4 separate regions of the Homo sapiens genome follow, and regions 1, 2 and 4 are each linked to region 3. A link is a contact called in ENCODE Hi-C or POLR2A ChIA-PET data. All regions are on one chromosome and are shown on one strand. The core of a region is the stretch at or near the end of the contact, and the rest is flanking DNA. Distances in the headings are between cores, read along the strand shown.

Region 1 (2,700 bases), core at 62-2,561, 370 kb after region 3:
AGGCAAGAAGATTCAGCACTAACAATGAGACAATCCACCTGGAAAACAGGTAAGTATGGGAACTCAAATTGAAGCAGATTATCTAAAACACATCAGCTTACACAGTAACAACAAATCCAAAGAGCTCGAGCGAGATGACCATTCACAACGCTGTCAATGGCAACAACAGTTAAAAACAGAAGGCCACAGGTGTTGGTTAGCAGGCTCTTCGGGGAAGGTGAAGGAGGTAAAGAATCAAAGGAAGTTTCCAAAGAAAATAGCGATTAGTGCTGAAAAACAAAAAGGAGGGATGCAATTTGGGTTACCAGAGAAAACTGCTTGTAGAAACCAGTACAATCTCCGAATCCTTCGCAATACTATAAAATAAGCATCCTCATTGCATGCCAAGTGCTTCTTTAACCTGTAATCCACCCCGTCCTCTCCCTCAAAATCTGCGTTAAACTGAATTTTAAAAACATTTTAGGGGAGGGGGTAAGCAGTTGGTTTCCCGCTTGACAGTAATTGTGGCCACGGAGCGCGAAGCTCCACACTCCACACAGCGCGCCACCCACAGAGGCGCTTCTCAAAAGTTGCCACCCATCTTGGCCACGAGTCCCGGGACACGGACTCGCCTCCTCCGACGACGGCAGCCGGGACCGGCCGGGATCCGGGAGCCCAGCGCCGACCCTCTCCCCTCTGCGCGCCGCCGCCGCCGCCGTCAATCAACGCCCCCCTCCCAGGGACTCGGCCCGGGGGCGCGGCCCGGGGCGGGGCGCGATCGCGGCGCGTCGAAGGGGCCCCCAACAGCCGCCAGCTTGCGGAGCAGCGGGACCGCCGCCCACGAAACGAAAGTTGCCCGCGACCGAGCCCGGCCGACGGGGGGCGGTCCGTGCGCGGCCGGAGAGAGGAGCGGCGCCCCGACCGGGCCTCCGGCCTGCCTCGCTCACCTCTCGGGGTGCGCCGCCTTCCTCCGCCGCTGCCGCCTCCTCCTCCCTGTGAGTGCAGCGGGGTCTGCCCTGTGGAACCACCATACCAGTCCCGCCCGCTGCTGCAGCGCCGCCACCGCCGCCGCTCCTCTGCCGCCTTAGTCGCTGCTCTTTGTTCCCCCTCCGAGAGCCACTGCTTCGGCTGCCCGCCTCAGCCGCCCCGACGGGCCGCCACTACGCCCTCCCGCCCTCTCGGCCCCCGGCCTCGCCCTCCTCGCTGCGCCCGCCGCTGCCTTCGCCTCCGCGCCGCCGTCGCCGCCGCCACCGACGCCGCCGCCTCCTCCTCCGCGCCCCCCTCGTTTTCATTGAAAGCAAACAAGCATCATGGCGGCGGCCGCCGTCCCTCAGCCAGCGAGCGCCCGGACCGCCGCCGGCGCTCCAACATCCTGGCCGCTCATTGGGCGCCGTCGCCGGGCACAACCATCCGCCCTTCGGTGCGGGGGTCGCTCCCGGCACGCAGCTGCCCAGGCCCCGCCCCCTTACCCCCGCGCTGGAGAGCGGTGGACCGGCCCGGCGCGCTGCGGGCCCTGCCTCCCTGCCTGCCGCCCTCCATCCCTTCCTCTCCGTCCATCCTTCGTCTCCTTCTGTTCCCGCTCTCCTCGCTCCTTTCCTGCCTTGGCACTTCTGTTTTCTCCTCTCCTTAGCGCTCCTCCATTTTTCATCTACTTCTTTTTCCGCCCCAGGTTGTCCACTTTTTTTTTGTTTTTTGAGACGGTGTCTTGCTCTTTCACCCAGGCCAGAGTGCAGTGGGGCGATCTTGGCTCACTGCAAGCTCCGCCTCCCGGGTTCACACCATTCTCCTGCCTCAGCCTCCCGAGTAGCTGGGACTACAGGCGCCCGCCACCGCGCCCGGCTCATTTTTTGTATTTTTAGTAGAGACGGGGTTTCACCGTGTTAGCCAGGATGGTCTCCATCTCCTGACCTCGTGATCCGCCCACCTCCGCCTCCCAAAGTGCTGGGATGGCAGGCGTGAGCCACCGCGCCCGGCTGGGTTGTCCACTTTTATCTCCTCTTTTCCTTGATCGTCCTCCCCTTTTTTTCTCCTCTTCCTTTTCCTTAAGCCTTCGCCTGTCAATCACGTCGAAACACAGTATTTGACCGGAGCCAGTATCTTGATCTGCCTAAAGACAAGACATTCAATCGTGAACAGTCGAATATTATTCCTTCCTCAATTATACAAAGAAGAGTAAGTTAACATACCACTTCAGCCTATTAATGGTAATTCATTCCATTACATTAATGGACAGTTTTGGTGCTGGGGTCCTAGCCTGGGTAACGGACAGCAGCTGCTGTGCTCCAAGATCAAAAGGTGTTCAGGGCAAACTCTGGTGTTTGAAGGTCAGCAGAGAAATGACTGGGCTGATTCATGATGCTTACATCAAGAAATATTAGTTGACTGATGGTCAGGGCACAGAGATGAATCAGACCCCACCCAGCCCTGAGTAAGCTCACAGTCTAGGGGCAAGAATAACACCCAACAGACTTAATATTGGAGGTATATTGGTCGGGCGCGGTGGCTCACGCCTGTAATCCCAGCACTTTGGGAGGCCGAGGGGGGCAGATCACCTGAGGTCCGGAGTTGGAAAACAGCCTGACCAACATGGCGAAACTTCGTCCCTACTAAAAGTACAAAAAATTAGCCAGGTCTGGTGGCTTGCACCTGTAATCCCAGCTACTCGGGAGGCTGAGGCAGGCAGGAGAATCATTTGAACCTGGGAGGCGGAGGTTGTAGTAA
Region 2 (2,725 bases), core at 203-2,702, 380 kb before region 3:
GCTTCTTCACTTTCCACACCACCATGTAATGTAGATACTAATATTATTTCCAATCTCATTTCACAGATGAGAAACGAAAGTTGATAGATGTCACAAATAGAAAAGTATATACTTAGGTATAATGCCCCCTTTATTTTGCATAGATGTTGGTGGCTGCTATCATCCTGATCTGTGCCCCTGTTTAAAACTACTTGAATAGACATGGTGCCAACACTGTCTCTTATAGTCAGAGATGGGTGAGAATGGGAGCCATTACTTATTTAAATTCCTGCGGTCGAGCGGAAGGCAGAAGGACAGTTAGGTATCCGTGTTCCACCGCTTCCCTGTCTGGGCACGTCCTTCAGGGCACAGTTGGACCCCCAGACCCCTGGGCTTTTGTGTACGCTGGCTGGGCCCAGAGAGAGCTTTCCACTAGATGTCCCCAGAAGTCAGAACCTTAAGGTCCTCCTTTGGGCATTTCCGTTTCTGCGAGAGCTTCCCGTGTTCTGGCCTAGGCAGGAACGGATTGGCAGTCTAGCAACACACAGGGCAATTTTTACTTTATTATTTTATTGTATGTATGTATTTATTTATTTGAGTCGGAGTCTCGCTCTGCTGCCCAGGCTGGAGTGCAGTGGCGCGATCTCGGTTCACTGCAACCTCCGCCTCTCAGGTTCAAGGGATTCTCCTGCCTCAGCCTCCCGAGTAACTGGGATTACAGGCACCCCCCACCACGCCTGGCTAATTTTAATTTTTTTTATTTATTTATTTGGAAAGAGGTTGCATCATGTTGGCCAGGCTAGTCTTGAACTCCTGACCTTAAGTGATCCACCCGCCTCGGCCTCTCAAAGTGGTAGGATTACAGGCATGAGCCACCGCGCCCGGGAAAAAGAGACCAATTCTTAGTTCATCCAGAGTAACCCTCTCCTGCCTTAGTCCAGCCTGGACTAAGTCCTTCCGGAGTTGGTGTGCATCAGAACAAAAACCTCGTGAGGGGAGAACACCCTCCGGAAGCACAGTTTTAAAGTTTATTTTTAACATTTTAATACTCTACTTTTTAAATTGCCCATCGTTACCCACGATAGTGAAATGAAAATTAAGCTCCCCTGGGGTTGCCCCGTCAACCCTCCCCGCACCAAGTGGAACAGGCGGAGCTCGAGCTATGCCACATAGGGGCGGGGAAGCAGCCCGGCGGTCCTCATGGGAATGTGCCGTACACTTCACCTCTTTCGCTTCTCGCTCTACATCATCCCTGAGAAGCCTTTTTAAACACTTGAATGTGCTTGTTTCAGAGTGTATTTGTAAAGTGCAGTCAGATTTTGTTGTACGGAAGACGGGACTGTGATGCCTTGCAATTTCCCTCTGCCTTTTGCATTACATGGCGCCGCCATCTTGAGCAGAAATGTATCATGGGGCTCGCCATTTTGCATGGTCGAGCGGGTATTTCCGGTTCCGGCGGGGGGCTTTTCTCTCTCTCTTTCACTGCAAGGCGGCGGCAGGAGAGGTTGTGGTGCTAGTTTCTCTAAGCCATCCAGTGCCATCCTCGTCGCTGCAGCGACACACGCTCTCGCCGCCGCCATGACTGAGCAGATGACCCTTCGTGGCACCCTCAAGGGCCACAACGGCTGGGTAACCCAGATCGCTACTACCCCGCAGTTCCCGGACATGATCCTCTCCGCCTCTCGAGGTACGGACTAAGGTAGATTTCAGGACCCGAGATTGCAGGGCTGGGGGATTCCGCGTGTCGTGTAGGGAATTCCGCGTGTGGTGTGGCAGGCCGGTGGCGCGCGAGTTGGCGGGGACTGACAGACTTCTCTGCCCCATTGTGAATTGGGGCGTGCGGACCCGAGCCTAGGCCTCAACCCGGGCGAACCACATTGCAGATGAGAACCTACGTGTACATCAGCTCGCAGCTGCTAGGAGGGTTGGAGAGTTGGAAACTTTTAAAATATCTTTTGCCTTCTCCTTCGTAGTGTGGCCGGGGGCCTACGGGCCGGGCGGGGCGGTGATGACCCCAACATGCCATCTGAGTGTCGGTGCTGAAATCCAGAGGCTGTTTCTGAGCTGCCGCCCGGCCCAAGGCTCGTGGGGAGGCAGGTGGACTCCAGAGGACCTCGTGGCTCAAGTGTCGGCCTACTTTTTCTGCCCCTGGTTCTCCCCGTCCCTATCCCTGTGTTCCTGACTGCGTTTAGACGCTTCTTGTGCTTCCGCTTTGCTGCTACACTGTTAAGAATTGTCTGACTTTTGAATCATGTCTGGCTGTTAATCGTAAAATTTGTTGAGTGGGACAGGTTTCAGTAAAAGCATCCAATCCTGTAGCGCCTGAAGTGGCTTTTCCAGCATTCATTACTACATTTCTGTCGGCCCTCAGAGGTAGGCATAGGAGGCCCCAGCTACTCTACAGCCACAAACTGCTGTGCATTTGGTTGCAGAGAAGACACAAAGTGGCTGTTGAGTTCGTCTGAGTTTCAGGAAAGGGTGTCTGTATTTCTGGCACCTAAATTAAGTTCTCAGGATACAGGCTGGGCGCGGTGGCTCACGCCTATAATCCCAGCACTTTGGAAGGCAGAGGCGAGTGGATCACTTGAGATCAGGAGTTAGAGACTAGCCTGGCCAATGGTGAAACCGCATCTCTAGTTAAAAAATTAGCCAGACGTGCTGGCAGGTGCCAGCTGGCCAAGTAATCCCAGCTACTTGGGAGGCTGAGGCGGGAGAATTGCTTGAACACGGGAGGTGGAGTTTGGAG
Region 3 (2,715 bases), core at 149-2,648:
CTGATGCCAAACACCGGCTCACCCCAGCAATATGTAAAATTCATTCAAATAATATAAATAATTTGAGCTGTAAAACAAAATCCATCTCATTACAAGTTGTGCTTCCAAAGCACTTCACTTTTTGTCTAAGAATTAACAGTAAACATTTTGAAATATTTATATAATTTTGCTAATAATCCAGAAAATAACACTAAGAAAAAATGTAATCTACTTTCGTTACGGACATATATGCTAGGATAAACAATAAACAATAAAACAATGCATAGAACTATTTTACACTAGGATAAAATTCAATGAGGCACATAGAATGAAAATATTTTTACAGTAGAATAAAAAGCCGGTGAGGGACATAAAAGTTCAAGGAAAAAAACCCTAAAAGATGTAAAACTTATGACTGTTAAAAGTGGATAATACCAAATCTTCAGGGATTTAGATTCCATTGGATACACTTGAAAGCAATTTTGTTCTTAATATTAACAGCATGCCAAAAATATACCCTTTGCAATTATTTAAACTTAATATGAAAAATATTTAGATGTTGCTGTTTTTAAAAAAGGCTGACTATAGCCAATAACTTAGTTGTATATTTAAAAATAAGAATATAATTTGATTGCTTGTAACACAAAGGATAAATGCTTGAAGTGATGGACACGCCATTAACCCTGATATGATTATTACGCATTGCATTCCTGTCTGTATCAAGATATCTCACGTACTCGACAAATAGGGACACCTACTATGTACCCACAAACATTAATTTAAAAAAAAAAAAAAGGTCTTCAAAGTCATTTTAGGCCCTGGGTTTGGAAGCCGACACCGGCGGTGGGGTGGGCAGGGGGCGAGGTCGCTGCCAAGCTGGCGCCCCGGGTGGGAGCGTGGCCCGGTCCCAGGGACGGCTCCAGGGGCGCGCTCCCACTCCGCATCCCCAGTGCCTAACCGGGGGCGCTTCTGGTGCTGACGACCAGGAAGGGCTGGTGCTCTCGGGCCAGCCCCCAACCAGCTGAGAAGGCAATGGGTCCCCAGCCCAGCGCTGTCCTGCGCCCCTCCCGGATTCCCCCATTTCCCGCCAGGCCCCCACTTCCGGGAACGTCCCCGCACCCACACCTGGCAATGAATCACGTGTTCAGGAACCAGGTAGGCAGGTATTTACTTTATTACCTGTGCCCCTCCCCCAGCCTACCCCAGAAGCTAATGGGCACGGAAACAGAAAGCCCCGCCCACGGCCTCCTGGCCGCGCCTGGAGCGCGCGCCCTGCAGCTGGTCCTCAATAAATAGCCGAGGAGGCGCTCCCCTCCCTCCCTCCCGCCGGCGCCGTCGGCCCGGACCATCGAGTCAGTCCTCCAGCGTCCCAGAGAGGGCGCGGAAGTGCCCCAGGGCCGGCGCGGGTTCTTCCGGCCGTGCGGTCCGCGCTTTTGTCCCGCTGGCGGCCGGGTTCCCGCGGCGCCGCCACAGCCAGTACGTGAGTCCGCGGCCGCCCGCGCTCCCGCCCCCGGCCCTTGCCTGCCACGCCCTCCCCTTTTTGGCCGGGTCTTGGCTGCTCCGCGGGTCTCGGGCGGGATGTGGGAGTAAGCGTGCCCCCTCCCCGCACATGTCTCAGTGGGTGCGTTTCTGGGGAGCGGAGGGGAGGGAAGACCTCGGGCAGGCAGAGGGGTGCAGGGCGCGCCCCTGGAACAGACTGGGCTCTGTGTGGGCCACAACTGCGACGTTTGAACGGACCAGCGTCATGTTAGGTCTGCTCAACGTTCCGAGAAGGGCCAGGGCCCCGCTCCGGTGTTCCTCAACTATTCATCCCTGTTTTGGATGGGAGGGGATCCCTAAAAATTAGCGCTTCAAAATACCCACCATTTCGTGCTCCCTCTGCAGTTAAGTTTGGTACTCTAGGACTTGAGAGTGATTGCGAGGGCAGAGAGACCTCTAGGGGTGATCTGATTCGACCTTCTTCCCCTCCGCTCCACCCCACCACCTTTTTTTCTTTTTTTTTTTTGGTCGGTGAGTGATGATGATAAGCTCCCGCTGCAGGTGTGAATAGAGACCCCGGAGGTGCGTCCTAGCCCTCATCTGGGGAAGCGCACCTGCATACAGACGGGTGCACCGGGGAGGAGGCGACCTGCCGCGTGTTCCTGCAAGCAGAAAAGGAGTTAACTAGGTAGGGAGAGGAAGGTCGAAGAGTTTCTTAGACCCAGGGGACAGCCTGCGGGAACCCAGGGGTGGGACGGAAAAGATCACTGGGGAATGCCAGGGCTGGGTGTGCTGCTCTAAGACATTTAAAGTAGTTGGCCAGCAGGAGCATTTCTTTGTGAAAGCTCAAGGCTTAAAAAAAATAATAATATGAAATATGTAATATATTCATATGGCTGGGATATTAAAAATATAAAAAGTTACCAGTGAAAGATTTCTTCCCATCCCGCTTAGGTATCTTCCTAGGCCCTACCCTCTTAGGTAACCACTTTTGTTCCTTTGTATCTTTTCCGAATTTCTGCAAATACTGGCAAATATAACTAGTTAGTTCCCCCTTTTTTCACACAGGTGATAGAAATCCTTCTAACTCCTTGATTCTTTCACTTTATCTTACTGGTCTCTACATGTCAGAACACAGAAGTTGTGTTTTGTTTCGTTTTGTTTTACAGAGCTGTGGTAAGTATTGGATGGGCCATTGTTTGGATGTTTTCGATGTTCTGTCCTTTTTTAGATCTATTCGGGGGCATTTGGGTTGTC
Region 4 (2,700 bases), core at 66-2,565, 300 kb before region 3:
TATGCACACACTCAGTCATCCCCACCCCCATGTCTGCTGTGTGAGCAGGGCTGTGCTTGCCAGGGCACCTGGGTCTGTGAGGCTGCGGGCGCCTCTAGATCATCAATCTCGGCCTCGTCTCCTTTTTCCCCACTGGAATCTCTCGGCTCATCCACATGGCTGCCCATCCCCAATGACGATGCTCGTCCTGGCCCCACCCCCAATGACGATGCTCGTCCTGGCCCCACCCCCAGTGACGATGCTCGTCCTGGCCCCACCCCCAACGACGATGCTCGTCCTGGCCCCACCCCCAACGACGATGCTCGTCCTGGCCCCACCCCCAACGACGATGCTCGTCCTGGCCCCACCCCCAACGACGATGCTCGTCCTGGCCCCACCCCCAACGACGATGCTCGTCCTGGCCCCACCCCCAACGACGATGCTCGTCCTGGCCCCACCCCCAACGACGATGCTCGTCCTGGCCCCACCCCCAACGACGATGCTCGTCCTGGCCCCACCCCCAACGACGATGCTCGTCCTGGCCCCACCCCCAACGACGATGCTCGTCCTGGCCCCACCCCCAGTGACGATGCTCGTCCTGGCCCCACCCCCAGTGACGATGCTCGTCCTGGCCCCACCCCCAGTGACGATGCTCGTCCTGGCCCCACCCCCAGTGACGATGCTCGTCCTGGCCCCACCCCCAGTGACGATGCTCGTCCTGGCCCCACCCCCAATGACGATGCACGACCTGGCCCCAGCCCTGGGGGTTTCTTGGGGACATCCTAGGTGTGATCTCACTGGGTCTGGGCTGCCTCTCCTCACTGCCTCCTAGGAAGCCCCACCGCCTGCTCACTCTTCAGTCATCAGGCTCTGGCTGCGTCGCCCACACTTTCGGAACCAGCCTCTCCCCTCACCGCCCGGGGCCCTTCCTTCGCCTCCTGAAACAGCCTCCCCGGCCCTGCACCTAGTGTGGGTTTGGGCAAAGCCCCTGCATCCTTCTGAGCTCAGGGCCTGCCACAGGCCAAAGCCTTGGCCACCCCCGACGCTGCCCCCTGCTCCCTGCATTTCTGTGCTGGAGGGGCTGTGAGCGTGCGCTACCATGGCCAGGGTGCTATTATTTCACTCTGCCATGTGTGGAGTGTGGGGTGTCACCCTCGGGTGTCAGCTCAGGACCACACAGGCCCTGGGACAGGGATGATGGGAGCACGGTTGCCAGCTCCAGGGAGGCCCAGACCTGCCTGCCTGGGTCACCCTCATGTACGTCCCAGTCTGTTAGTGACCACAGTGGGTCTTCGGGAGACAGGCAGACCTCCCACACCCCTGAAAGTTGGGCCTGGGGGATGGCTGTGGGTTAGAGAGGAGGGCCTCGCCCACAGGGACCTCGGGCCATGGGCACTTCCCCGCTGCAGCCTCTGCCCTGCAGCACCCCCTGGCTCTGGGTGTGGCTTTTGAGGTCCCCACAATCACACCCATCCTCTGCCTGCAGGTGTTCCCCACCACCCTCCCATGAGCCCCTTCCCTGCACCTCCCCCAGGCCGTCCTCAGCGGGGCCTCTGCTGATCTTCTCCGCAGTCAGTAGGAGCTCCCACGGGGTCCTCCTGGGCCGACCTGTGCTGCCGCCACGCACCTCACTCTCTTTACTGTTGCCAGCCCCCTGCAGTCCATACTGTTATTATCCCCATGTGACAGATGAGGACACCGAGGCACAGAGAGGCTGGCAGCCTTGCCAAGGGCAGCAGGAGGGAGGCTGGAATAGTCTGGACCCCACTCCGCTCTCTTTTTCACCTACACTAGATCTGTCTGTATGGCCACATCCCTGGCTATTTCAGCCCAATACGATGGCACAGGTCACTTAAATAAAAAAGAAAACAAACCAATAAACAAACATAAGCGCCTGCACCTGCCCCATGCTGTCTGTGCTTTCTCCTCTGGTTGGGATCGTGGCTCTCTGCTGCCCTCCTGTGGCCGTTGGTTTTCCTGGGTGGGGAAGGGTGCTGGCCTCATTCACAACAGCAGATACTCATTCCTCCAGGGTCAGGCTATGGGGCTCAACGTGATCAGGACAGATCTGAGCCCCGTGGTTATGGAGATGCCAGCTTAGCTTTCATACGTGACACAAACACATACACAGTCTTTCCAAATGGAGGTGTAGAGCAATTTTTAAATTTAAAATTCATGTTTTATTTTTAATTGTTCTAGAGATGGGGTTTCGCTATGTTGCCCAGGCTGGTCTCAAACTCCTGGGCTCAAGTGATCCTCCTGCCTTGGCTTCCCAAAGTGCTGGGATTACAGACATGAGAAACCCTGTCCAGCTGAAATGGAACATTTCTAATCTGTAGAGATAGGATCTCTCTGAGTTGCCCTGGCTGGGGTGCAGTGACACTGCAGCGTCAGACTCCCGGGCTCAAGTGATCCTCCCACCTTGGCCTCCCCATTATCAGCTGGGATTATAGGAATGAGCCACCATGCCTGGCTTCAAGCAATTTTTTATATTCACACACACACACAAAACATTGACCTAACTGATTGCAATGAAGATTTGTCACATCTATGCCCCAAAATCACCCAATAAAATGAACAGACAACTTGATGGGAAAGGATTTGGTAAGGTAGTTGGCAAAAAAAAAACTGGCCTTGAGCATTTTAAACTGTTAATTATAAAAAATGTCAGGCATACACAAAAGTGAAGCAAGTAACAAAAACTCCCATGTCCCCTGGCAA

The links. A loop is a pair of places that touch in the nucleus more often than their neighbours do. ChIA-PET counts read pairs that join two places held with the same protein, here RNA polymerase II (POLR2A). Pooled maps may share reads with other maps.
Region 1: a map of CD4-positive, alpha-beta T cell shows a loop between it and region 3 (12-fold over the local background). The contact joins the promoter of CNOT6 here to the promoter of ZFP62 in region 3. A Hi-C loop is called at or near these places in 5 of 168 maps with a recorded cell type or tissue (CD4-positive, alpha-beta T cell, CD8-positive, alpha-beta T cell and naive thymus-derived CD4-positive, alpha-beta T cell), 6 of 37 single-sample maps with no recorded cell type and 21 of 50 pooled maps. POLR2A ChIA-PET finds 5 or more read pairs at or near these places in 2 of 52 experiments (H1 and WTC11).
Region 2: a loop to region 3 is called in a map of PC-9, with 6 times the contacts of the local background. The contact joins the promoter of RACK1 here to the promoter of ZFP62 in region 3. A Hi-C loop is called at or near these places in 5 of 168 maps with a recorded cell type or tissue (CD4-positive, alpha-beta T cell, PC-9, naive thymus-derived CD4-positive, alpha-beta T cell and 2 more), 4 of 37 single-sample maps with no recorded cell type and 21 of 50 pooled maps. POLR2A ChIA-PET finds 5 or more read pairs at or near these places in 6 of 52 experiments (A549, MCF 10A, PC-9 and 3 more).
Region 4: a loop to region 3 is called in a map of CD8-positive, alpha-beta T cell, with 14 times the contacts of the local background. The contact joins the enhancer-like site here to the promoter of ZFP62 in region 3. A Hi-C loop is called at or near these places in 65 of 168 maps with a recorded cell type or tissue (A673, B cell, CD14-positive monocyte and 45 more), 35 of 37 single-sample maps with no recorded cell type and 43 of 50 pooled maps. POLR2A ChIA-PET finds 5 or more read pairs at or near these places in 7 of 52 experiments (B cell, GM10248, GM12878 and 4 more).

Annotation. Positions count from the first base shown.
Region 1 is chr5:180,492,990-180,495,689 of GRCh38, reverse strand. It overlaps CNOT6 (CCR4-NOT transcription complex subunit 6), which reads right to left and starts at 1,311. Exons shown (of 12, transcript NM_001370472.1): 1 at 927-1,311. RefSeq lists silencers at 542-801, 832-931, 1,102-1,241, 1,372-1,571.
Region 2 is chr5:181,242,633-181,245,357 of GRCh38, reverse strand. It overlaps RACK1 (receptor for activated C kinase 1), which reads left to right and starts at 1,452. Exons shown (of 8, transcript NM_006098.5): 1 at 1,452-1,666. The coding sequence starts at 1,558. It overlaps SNORD95 (small nucleolar RNA, C/D box 95), which reads left to right and starts at 1,982; the gene lies at 1,982-2,044. RefSeq lists enhancers at 1,208-1,277, 1,358-1,497, 1,598-1,657.
Region 3 is chr5:180,859,959-180,862,673 of GRCh38, reverse strand. ZFP62 (ZFP62 zinc finger protein) reads left to right here and starts at 1,398. Exons shown (of 2, transcript NM_001172638.2): 1 at 1,398-1,455. The coding sequence starts at 1,455. RefSeq lists enhancers at 355-1,261, 1,739-1,818 and a silencer at 1,189-1,638.
Region 4 is chr5:181,158,711-181,161,410 of GRCh38, reverse strand. OR2V2 (olfactory receptor family 2 subfamily V member 2) reads right to left here. Exons shown (of 2, transcript NM_206880.2): 2 at 2,126-2,700. Among named protein-coding and RNA genes, the nearest start is that of TRV-AAC1-2, 4.1 kb to the left of the region's middle. RefSeq lists enhancers at 1-274, 849-1,028, 449-1,204, 1,205-1,961. Within about 2 kb of position 1,315, at least 21 of the 41 ENCODE cell types and tissues checked have a DNase peak (open chromatin) inside an H3K27ac peak, as active enhancers do; they include B cell, CD4-positive, alpha-beta T cell, CD8-positive, alpha-beta T cell and 9 more, where a contact is called at or near this core.